2 separate regions of the Mus musculus genome follow, and region 1 is linked to region 2. A link is a contact called in ENCODE Hi-C or POLR2A ChIA-PET data. All regions are on one chromosome and are shown on one strand. The core of a region is the stretch at or near the end of the contact, and the rest is flanking DNA. Distances in the headings are between cores, read along the strand shown. Region 1 has its middle 45 kb from the start of Plk2. Region 2 holds the start of Plk2 (polo like kinase 2).

Region 1 (5,460 bases), core at 2,832-5,331, 44 kb before region 2:
TGACATCGCAAGATCTGATCTCATCTGTGTATCTAATAGAGTTTTGGAGCAGGTTGCATTCTTAGCAAATGGCCTGAGGTCTGAACAACGTCTATCAGAGACAGGAGTACTGACTGGTGATTAGAAGCCTCGGGGGAAGGCGGCACTCTTACATGTCTCTCTTTGAAGACTGGAAAGGATCCCCCCGAACCGCCCGTGACTCTGGATCTGCCATGAGCATCTTATGCTTACAGGGCCTGAGGACCTAGACACTGTTCCTTCTTTGGCTCCTTAGAACAGGTCCCTTGGATGAAGGTTTCTTATCAAGCTTAGCTGAGCAAGGAGTCACAGTGTCATTGGGAACAGTTGAAAGTTAGCACATAGGCCAAAAACATTAGGGTGGAAAACTAACTTTTTTTTCTTTTTTTTTTTTTTTTTTTTTTTTTTTAGATATCTAAGTTTCATTTCCTCTAGCTGAGCCACTTAACAAATTCTAAGAGTCATGGATCTAAAAGTCTCAAGGACAAAGAGAGAGTGGTTTGCTATTTTAGCTTTCGGGAGCATTCTTGCAAGCCAGAGGCTACATTTATCTTTATTTCCTGCCCTACGACAAGATAGATACCCCCCAAATATCTCACGTTTTAAAATTGTATAACGGATCAGTTGTTTGAGAAGGTATGCAAGAAGGGCAAGATGCCTTCCCCAGGTTTGTGTGGCTAATGGGGAACTAGTCATTTGTAGAAGTTGACTGGAAAGACAGGGCTACAGAAGGAGTTGGACTGGTGCAGATGTGAACTGCAGGAAAAGGAATAAAACACGGCAGAAAGAAAATGAGTTTTGTCGTCTGTTGTTAATTACTTGGCATGGAATTCATTTGGTAAAATTCTAGTTATGAAAGTTTATAAGTCTGTTTTATTTTATGTATACATAGCAGTCATAGAGAATAAGCCACTTCTTCATAATGAGTAATTAAGACTCCTCTTCCTTATTGCTTACCTTCTGTGTCAGCCAGCATGATAAGATTGACCCAAAGTTGTCTTAGACAAAAAGACAACTTTACAGCCCAGCGTTCTTGCTCTCTCAAGACCAAGCCAACCACACCAGGATCAGTAGAACCTTACTCACTCAAGTTGTGGTTCTGTTCTTGGCGCTGCCTACACTCAAGTTTTAAAGGAAATCTTGAGAAACTAAGCTGTTTCATGTCCCATTCTCATTTGATTGATAAACTATCACCATAGCCTGGATTTCCCCAGCCCTCCTCCCATGACTCCCTATTCTACAAAACAAAGGACTGCACACTTCTTCTCAATAGTCTAGACTATTTATCCTTGATTTTTTTCTGCCTGTAGAAGTAGCCAAATTCCTTTAAGCAGCTTGAGGTTTCTTTATTTGGAGCAAACGCCTGTAAGTCACTAAGATGTACAACTGCAGAGGACCCTGTACACAGGGAAGGATCCAGAGTTCCATGCAACATCAGGGGTCCCTTTACATCATTCTATACTAAGTAGTTCTTAGTTATTCTAAATCTCCTGTACTACAAAGTCTTCATTTGTTAAATGGTTAAATACACTATCTTCTTGACGAACTGTTAGAAACCCCCTTTGATTCGTTCTGGCTTGTTTTTGAAACTTTAAGTGATTTTATAACAGTATAGCTAGGCTGACACTCATTATGCAGCACTGTCTGGCTTCACACTTATAATTCTCTGTCTCAGCTTCCCAGTGCTTGGATTATAGTTTAACACCACAATACTCATCTTAGAGATACTTATGGGTGCTGAACTTTACATACAGATAAAAAGATGCCTAAGGGTTGGAGACTTTTCTTAGTCTCCGAGAGGTCTGGCTCAAACAATGATCATTGGCTATCAATAAAAAGACAGGTATGCTTCATGAACAGTAGAGAAACATTCCCACAAGTCTAGAATAATCCTTAAAATGAGCCTTTTACTAGCTACCCCAGACTAGCCATTCTTCTGCTCTCTTTCTGTACTTGTTTGACCTGGAGGTCACAAAGTGTAAGTGAGCTAGCTCCTCCCATTCAGTAGACAGCCCCATCATTGACCTTGGCAGACATCTATATAGTTGAAGGCTGGGGAAAAAAAAAAAAAAGACTCTTAACATAAATCTTCTGTACTTGCAGAGGAAATGTAGCCCATTCTAGTTTTTATATGTCTGCAGAAGAGGGCAGATGTTATATTACTTGCCTACCTAAATGAAAGTTAAATATTTAAAACCCATGAATCTGTGTGGGTTGCAAGTAGATTCTCCATGCTTAACAGGACATACTAGAACATGACACATTATGAAAGTATTAAAATATCCTAGTCATACATTTCCAGTGGGGGGAAAATATATGCAGCATGGATGTAATCCTATTGTATAAATATGTACCTAGAAAAAAAACAATCTTGTTCAGTTTTTAAAATGAATAAGCCCAACTATAACCTGCTTGGAGTAGAGCGTTGAGAAATATTCCTTATTTTCTCTTCTGCCAGTCCCTAAGGCACTTGTAAATAAAGGCCTGTATAGACCTATGTTTTACATGTATAATCGTTTCTTGCTTAGTACATATTCATTCTTTAAACATGCTTGATTAACCTTCCCTTGCTATTTAACTCCTAAACTTAAAGATGGTAGTATCAATTCATGTGTGCATCCCTCACCTGGTGAGGTTCCACAAACAGCCACTATCTGTGATTATTGCTGGACTGTTAGCACGTGCCTACCCGGGTCTGGCACATGAAGGCATTAAAAACTGTCATCTTGCACATTAGGAAATGGCATTGCTTTGCTTTAGGTTTTCAGCTTGACTTTGCTGGAGGTAAATAAGGCATGCGCCCTACAGTTTTGACTAAGCAGATCACCTGCCTACCAACAAGAAAAGGCAAAGCCACACCCAGTGGAAACCATCACATTGCAGCAGGACAGAGTGCTTTACTGGAGAGGGGAATTTTCTACTTTAGCTTTCAGCCAATTCCAGATTCTGTAGGTCATTATGAACAGAAACCCAGCCATGCCAGCCTCACATTTAGATGGCAGGTACAACTGCTTAACCCAGGACACAGTGGAGTACCATGGTTAGCACTGCTGAGTGAGGAGAGGGGATGCAACTGAAGCTTACAACTGATGTATGGTAGATGGAATAGTGGTGGAAGATGGTTCCTCTAGTCTGGACTACAAACATAAAATCTTGGAGAACAGCTTCAGGAAGCTGGTAGAGGATTTCTCACCAACTGTAACTCAAGTGTTTAGGGTATCTGATACCAGTGCCCTCTACACACACACACACACACACACACACACACACAAACACACACACACATGTGCACTTGCATTCATAATTTTATTTTTTTCTCTTTTTTTCATTAGGTATTTTCTTTATTTACATTTCAAATGTTACCCCCTTTCCTAGTTCCCTCTCCAAAAACCCCCTATCCCCTACCACCCCACACACACCAATCCACCCACTCCCACTTCCTGGTCCTGGCATTCCCCTGCACTGGGGCATCAAGCCTTCACAGGACCAAGGGCCTCTCCTCGCATTGATGATTGACTAGGCCATCCTTTGCTACATATGCAGCTGGAGCCATGGGTCTCTCCATGTGTACTCTTTGGTTGGTAGTTTAGTACCTGAAAGCTCTGGGGTGTCTGGTTGGATCATAATTTTAAAATAAATATTTAAAGTGCAATATTTGCCAAATTGGTCTACATAGCAGGTTCTAAACCAGTGTTACATAGTAGGACACTGTCTCGGAAGGAAGGAAGGAAGGAAGGAAGGAAGGAAGGAAGGAAGGAAAAAGAAAGAAGAAAAGAAAGAGAGAGAAAGAAAAAGGAAGAAAGAAAGAAAGAAAGAAAGAAAGGAGGGAGGGAGGGAGGGAGGGAGGGAGGGAGGGAGGGAGGGAGGGAGGGAGGGAGGGAGGGAGGGAGGGAGGGAAGGAAGAAAGCAAGCAGAAGAAAGTGTTTCCGAGACTGTTTTCTCTACAGCCAGGAAGAAGGGCACCCATGGGTTGAAGTTGGCAGTGAGCAGCCTTTGCTTGTCAATGAGCTCCATCTGTGCCTGCCCGTGCAGGCAGCTCCTGACTCCAGTTAGGAACCGCAATGCCTTCCCTTCGGCAGGGGAAGAACCGGCTTGTCTGTCTTCCTGTCTCCGTCCTCCGCTTTCACTCCCTTCTACTTTCTCTGTGTCCAAGAAAGTCGCCGGCATGAAGCACCCACAGAATAACTTGGTGCCTGGGATGGGAATGGGAAATGTGAATTTGGAGCACAGACAGTCCTATCACACTGCTGTCCTATTTCTCTTTGTACTAAGAGTTCATCATTAACTGTCTTCCTCACAAACATACAAACAAACAAATAAACAAACATAGTGCTACATACAAGGGGATGAGTACAAAGTGAATACAGGTAATGGGTACAAATTATGAAAAAGGATCTAAAGCTAAATGTTTACTAGCTCCAATTCTGTCATGGGAGAATTGTTTTGGGATGGTAGATAAGTGCATTAAACTCATTCTATGCTGCAAGTGTAAAATTCACTGTGAAGCTTCACAGATTCCATGCTGAATGCCTATTCTAACTGTACAGAAAAGCGCTTCTCAACTTGTGTGGCTCACAACCCCTGGGGGGGGGGGGCCTCAAACCAGCCATTCACAGGTGTAGCCTAAGACCATCAGAAAACACAAACATTTATATTATGATTCATAACAGTAGCAAAATTACAGTTATGAAGTAGCAACAAAAATAATTTTATGGTTGGGGGTCACCACAACATGAAGAACTGTATTAAAGGGTCACAGCATTAGGGAGGCTGAGAACCACAGATATAGAAGCTCATTAAGTTGTATATGGGCCTGGTTAATTGGGGTGTATGATATTTTTATTGACTGACAAGATCTTTTAAAGCAATAAAGTCTATAAGATTCTAAAATGAAAATAGTGCCGTGATATGCAAAGTGCACGACCCACCCAGAGCGGCCTTCTAAGCAGGTGTCAGGGAGAGCATCAACTTTGTATCAGTGACTCCTTCTAATTCTAAAATCCATAAGTAAATCTCAGAAGCTTGGGGTCCCCCGCTTCTCTTTTCCCTTGACACGCTCTGCTGTTATTTTTAATATGGCTGCTTCAGACTACCTGAGCCTTGACCATGTACTAAGAACGATGAAAAGCTCTTCTGCTCAGCCCCAGCTGGTATGTGTACAAGGTGGCACACACGTCTCAAATTGCGTTTGAAAGCCTGGTCTCTGTTCTATTATAAGCCTTGGATCCATACTTTTCATTTAGGAGATCAGAGATCCGTGACTACAACATAAGAAGTATTTTCAAAGTTCTATTCCATTCAACGGGTCTCTGATAGGTGATATTTATTTCTCTGTGTGGGAGAGGAAGGAATTTAAGGGAAGAAAATGACAGTAAATATGGCTAAAACTTATCATGTAAATGTATGAAACTATCCAACAATAAACACATAGGGTAGAAAACA
Region 2 (5,602 bases), core at 1,637-4,136:
GACGATGACACTCAATTTTACAGAAAGGTCAAAGAGCACTGACCTGCAGGAAGAAGTCATGCCGAATGATGTCATCCAAACTGGGGCGGTCCTCTGGGTTTTTGGACAGCATGCTAGCTATCAAGTGCTTAGCAGGGGCCAGCAATGAGGATGGCATGGTATACCTTGCTTCCCTTATGCACCTGTACGTTTCTTTCAGATTTGTGGTTTCGAATGGAGGTCTTCCTAGCAGCATCGTATACCTGGGTACACAGAAGCACATCTTCAGAAATGGTCAAGAAGGAACTCTTTTTGAGCATCATGACTGAGTCAACTTTGGCTTTTTTTTTTTTTTTTTTTTTTTTTTTTAGTGCATTTACTTACATTACACAGCCTAAGGCCCAGATGTCTGATTCACAGCCGTGTCCTTGTTTGTTGAGGACTTCGGGGGAGAGATAATTTGGGGTTCCACATATTGTTCTGAGAAGACAGAATATAGCAAGATCTCATTAGGAACTATGACTTCAATTAAAATTACTTCTCTGGGGATGACTCAATGGGAAATAAAAGCTTGAATTTTTTTTTCTCATTTTCTACTTGACTATTTTTTAGTGTTTTTATTTGACCAAGTTTCTTTTGGTAATTTTTTAATGTGTGTACAATTTGCCCAGCCCATATGACCAAGTATTTTTAACCAGATGAGACCAGATCCTGTGTGTGCGTGTGTACATGTGTATGTGTGTGTATGTATATATCAAGTAAATTTAAACATTTATTTTATTGATTGCCTTAATAATCCATTTAGAGGTGTAAGTTATCTCGCTCAAGAGTGCACACAAGTTTCCGTTTAGTAACACTGCTGTGGTTTGCAGATTGTAGTGTGAACTAACTTTCTATTAACTAATAATAGAGGCATATTTGGTCTCCACAAACCCCAGGAAGAGCATGGCTCTCACCTCCTTCTGTGTTCCAGTGGTTCCAGTCTGGCTGCCAAACCAAAGTCTCCCACCTTCAGCTCCATGGCTTCATTAATAAAAAAGTTCCCTAGAAGATAAACAAAAGGAAACATGAACTCCCTTGGAAAGGTTCACACTTGGAGATCAGCACCCTCCAGTGAAGGCACCCATTCAAAAAGCTAGATTCACAACACTGGAAAACCTCCCACTCTCTAGCCCCCACCCCCCCACCCCCACCCCACCCCCACCCCCGTCGCTGCAGGAGAAGCCTTACCTAGCTTGAGATCCCTGTGCAAGATTTCTTGTTCGTGAAGATACTTGAGTCCTGACACAATCTGCCTGAGGTAGTATCGGACTTCTGGCTCTGTCAACACCTTTCTTGCTTTCAAGATGTGAGCCATGGACTAGGAAGAGAAGGGGAGAGAGGAGAATTTGTCAAATAAAGTTACCTAGATCGGGCATCCCTTTGCTGGACTGACGACGCAGTCTCATATGGTGGGAGACTAATTAACTGTCACGGCTAAAACCGCTGATAAAATGTAATCCAAACACCACTCCGGCTTCCTGTCGGCAAGCTCGCTGACCCAGGAGTCAACACTTACCCTTCTACTGCAGTATTCCAAGAGAATGTAAATGTTTTCTTTGTCTTCAAAGTAGTGGTAAAACTGCACGACATGCTTATGGTGCAGTAGTCTGTGAAGCTCGATTTCTTTGTCGATCTAAGGAAAAATAAAAAAAGCAAGAGAAGGCTTATTAGTCTCTCGTCGTGTCTGGAAAGGCAGTGCTTACACATGCAGAAGACATTTTTTTTCTAACAGGGTAGGGCCATCCCTGCACACAAAGAAAATACTTTAGTCGACAGTCATACCCACCTTTTCCCTCTGATGAGGTTTAGCTACTCTGCTGTGAGGAATAATTTTTGCAGCGTAGACTTTGTTGTTTGTCAGATCTGTCATTTCGTAACACTTTGCAAATCCACCCTGCGAGGAAACAAAGCCGAGATGGAATTGAGCAGGACAGAAAAAAGGAAAAAAAAAAAAAATGAAGGGCCAACGTTTAAAATAAATGAATACGTAAATGGGAACGGGAAGCAAAATTTGAGGAACAGAGGGTGGGCAGAGCAGTACAATCTGCTTTGTATAATGGTTTTTCAGGAAGGGCAGCACATTCCTAGAAACCAGTCCAGTTTTCTCGTTTCCCCTTTACAAAGAACTCTATGGAGAAGGGAGTGGAAGGGGGAAAGGGAGGAAAATGCCCTCTGAAGAAATTTGACAGGCTAGCTCCCTGGGGATCAGATAGTGAGAGCCCAAGGCCAAGGTAGAATGCCTTCAGTCCTCCTTCTTAGACTCGGGAGAAAAACAGGCTAAGGATGCAAATCCGAACCCCAGCGCTGTCGGCGCACAGAAGCCCAGGAGGGCAGGAGAGGAACCCACGTCGATCGTTCGGGGAACCAGACAGCTGAAGGAGCGAGAAGTGCGGGCGCTGGGTCCCTGCTCGCTCAGCTTGCCCGGGCAGCCCGCCCTCCCGCCCGGCAGCCTGACGTCCGCCGCTCCTCACCTTGCCCAGCACTTTGCCCCGGCAGTAGCGCTTCCCCGTCGTGGGGTCGACTATAATCCGCGAGATCTCGGGTCCCGAGTGGGAATGGTGGTGATGGTGGTGCGGGGCCGCCGGGGTCACCTGGGCTTGGGGCTGCCCATCTTCAGAAGGCTGCTGCGGTCGCTTCTTCTTTGAGTCCCCGCCGCAAGCTTTGCCCAGAGCCTGCTCGCACATCTTGGTGCCGGCGGCCGGCTGGTAGGTGATAGTCCGCAGGAGCTCCATCGTTGCCTCGCCACCCGACACTGCCTACTTGCCACCTCCGAGGCGCGGACAAGCGTCCGGGCTAGCCCTGTCCCTCGAGCACCAGTCTCTCTCCCTACTCTCTAGTCTGACGTCCTGCTTCGCTTGTGCGAGCAAGAGCGAGCAGCGAAGCTTTAAATACGCGCCGGCTGGCTGGGGCGGGGCCTCGTGACGTCACGGCGAGCGCTCCACCCACCGGCCCCGGAGTCCGCGCTGTGGATAGGTGCGGGGTGGCCGCCTGGATGTCGTGGGCTTCGACCTGGCCTGAAGGCGGCGGTACGCCAAGTGCCCCCAGTTCGTCGCGTGCCCTGACTTTGGACGTGGGAAACAGAAACCCAAGGGCGGACGCCCTGTCTGGGTCCTGGAGGAGCGGGGATGCGGGGTAGCAGCCCGGGGGAGCCGCAGGGTTGGCACCGCCCTCCTGACTGTGTGCAGCCCCACACCCTGTCATCCAGCGAGCCCCGCGGGGTGGCACCCGGAGACCCGGAGCGCTTGGGGACCTCCGCCGCCACCGCAGGCGGGAGGCTCAGTGGCCGGCCTTGCGGAACCGGGCACCAGGCAGAGCCAGAGCAGCTAGGGAACCAGGCACAATCCGGGTCGCAGATCCGGGTGACCTGCTGTGGCGTGGGAGTATCTGAGCTCCCTGCAGCCTCTTCCCATCGCCTGATAAGTGACCCCTGTCAGAGGCCAGGCTCTTAACCTTGGAGTGGAGCGAGGGCTTGACGACTGGAGAAGGTTTGGTACGCAACAAGTCTAAGCAAGATCGCCATCCTGTGGATTTTTTCAGAAAAACGATTAACGGTCTAAGTGGGCCGAGGTTCCTTAGCAACAATATGGGCTGGCTTCCACAGTAACGCTAAAAGTGTTCTGTTGCCAATTATAATTCTACAATTGAAGTCATCTATAACTTTTTGTTCCAACTAGGTGATTCAGATTGCGTGGATCTAATGTCACTAAGCAATGTCACCGCCCTGGTACACAGAGTCAATCTAAGGTCCCACAGTGGGGTATAGTGGAGAATAAAGGCGGCTGTTCAGTTTTTACAGATTTTACTGTTCAGTTGTACCATCTCAGAGACTTTCCTTCTTCCTTGTTCCAGCGCGTATGGTTCCGTATTAACCGCTGGTAGCTATTTTGAAATGCTGTATACATTTTTTTTGGGGGGGGGGGCAGGGTTTCTCTTTTCTCTGTGTAGCCCTGGCTGTCCTGGAATTCACTCTGTAGACCAGGTTGGCCTTGAACTCAGAAATCCGCCTGCCTCTGCCTCCCAAGTGCTGGGACTAAAGGTGTGCGCCACTACTGCCCGGCCCTGTCTATATCATCTTAATACAATCCTGAATGAAAAAGTCTGCCATATTAGGGGAGGGAAAATCATTTTCCTTCTACCCTTTCAAATTATCACTGTGGTTCCTCGGGCTGGGCAGATAAACTGCAGAACCACAAGTTTCTCCATTCACAACAAAAAGAGTACCCTCCAAAGTGGCTTAGAATTGAGGTTTGAATGCTATCAGAAGCCAAAACAAGAGTGTGGGAAAAGACAGGAAACAAAAGGCAGTCGGGAACAAGGGAGTAAATAGGGAAGAGTTTATGTTTTTCACTGATAAGTTTGTTACTTAGAATCGTTCTTTTTGTCTGGTTCTGGAGACTTAGAACTTGAGACTTCTTTTAATAAATGTGATTTTTTTTCTTTTTCCTTACAAAAAAGTGGTGTGCCACTTTCAGGCTTTCTGTGTCTACCTATCTTTTAATTCAATTCAAACTTATCCCGACTCAGCGGTTACATTGAGGGTGACATAGTCTAGCTACCTGTGGACCTGTTTTGAAGGGACATAGCCTAGTCTACATCTTTCCCATCTTACAGGTGAAGAAACGGGGTCCTAGACGATTTAAATAGCTATTATCAATACATTTTTCATAGAACCACGAAGTTTTGCGAACTCCATGCCCGTCCTATTGTCTCGGTTAACACAGTACGTAAGCGGTCACTTCACATTGGAGTTCTGTGTTCCAAAGATTATACAGGCCTTTAATAAAATATCAGTGCTCAGTCCTTGCCAACAGGGAAAGAGTGACATGCAGAATTCCAAATTAATAAGGGCAAATGGTTTTTCCTCCAGGCCACTATCAAGCATAGGTAAGTCCAGTCTTAGTAGTTAAGAAGACATTCAGCTCAGCTACTTCCAACACTGGGCAAAGGTGCTTCCTTAGCACTGCAGGGTAGACAGCAAGACACTCTCCCTTTCCCTGCTTTATCTCAATGCAAGCCCGGGCATGTTGTTCACAAAGGACAGGAGACTTTAACCCAAGAGTATCCCAGGTTTGAATAAGAGGGAGGCGGGGCTGGATGTGGAGAAGCAGAATTACACACACACACACACACACACACACACACACACACCCTGCTTTATTCATAAACTTGGCCATGACCTTTGCTCCCTGACCAGTGTGAGGCCATTGGACGGACCAGCTGGTTGGAGAACACCACCTTACTTTCCCAGAGAGAGTTCTGCTCTAATTAATTGTGTATGTTACAGTTAAAAGACTGAAAGAACAGTTAAGAGATTTTTTTTTTAATTTCAATTTCATATCGTACACCATTACATATTTTTCTGGGGATACGATTGTATTTTCTAGACTGTTGAACATCCCGTGTGAAATTCAGTTCTACCAAAAAGATACAGGCATTTAATAAAATACCATTGCTGAGTCCCGGCCAACTGGGAAAGAATGGTTTTCTTTATGGTAGTGCCATCACGTGGACAGAATCAAAACTGCAGTCCACATAACAACAAAGCTACTTTGCAATGGTAAGAAATCTCAAAGTAGTTCTC

Evidence for each region. Hi-C counts contacts between places; a loop is a spot of excess contacts on that map. ChIA-PET counts read pairs that join two places held with the same protein, here RNA polymerase II (POLR2A).
Region 1: a loop to region 2 is called in a map of heart, with 2.0 times the contacts of the local background. The contact joins the enhancer-like site here to the promoter of Plk2 in region 2. A Hi-C loop is called at or near these places in 5 of 37 maps with a recorded cell type or tissue (all heart). POLR2A ChIA-PET finds 5 or more read pairs at or near these places in 3 of 5 experiments (Patski and embryonic stem cell).

What each region holds. Positions count from the first base shown.
Region 1 is chr13:110,437,410-110,442,869 of GRCm38, reverse strand. No RefSeq gene overlaps it. Among named protein-coding and RNA genes, the nearest start is that of Plk2, 45 kb to the right of the region's middle. Within about 2 kb of position 4,081, at least 1 of the 3 ENCODE cell types and tissues checked has a DNase peak (open chromatin) inside an H3K27ac peak, as active enhancers do.
Region 2 is chr13:110,392,328-110,397,929 of GRCm38, reverse strand. Plk2 (polo like kinase 2) reads right to left here and starts at 2,886. Exons shown (of 14, transcript NM_152804.2): 1 at 2,493-2,886; 2 at 1,808-1,915; 3 at 1,538-1,654; 4 at 1,210-1,339; 5 at 936-1,023; 6 at 364-459; 7 at 44-242. The coding sequence starts at 2,753.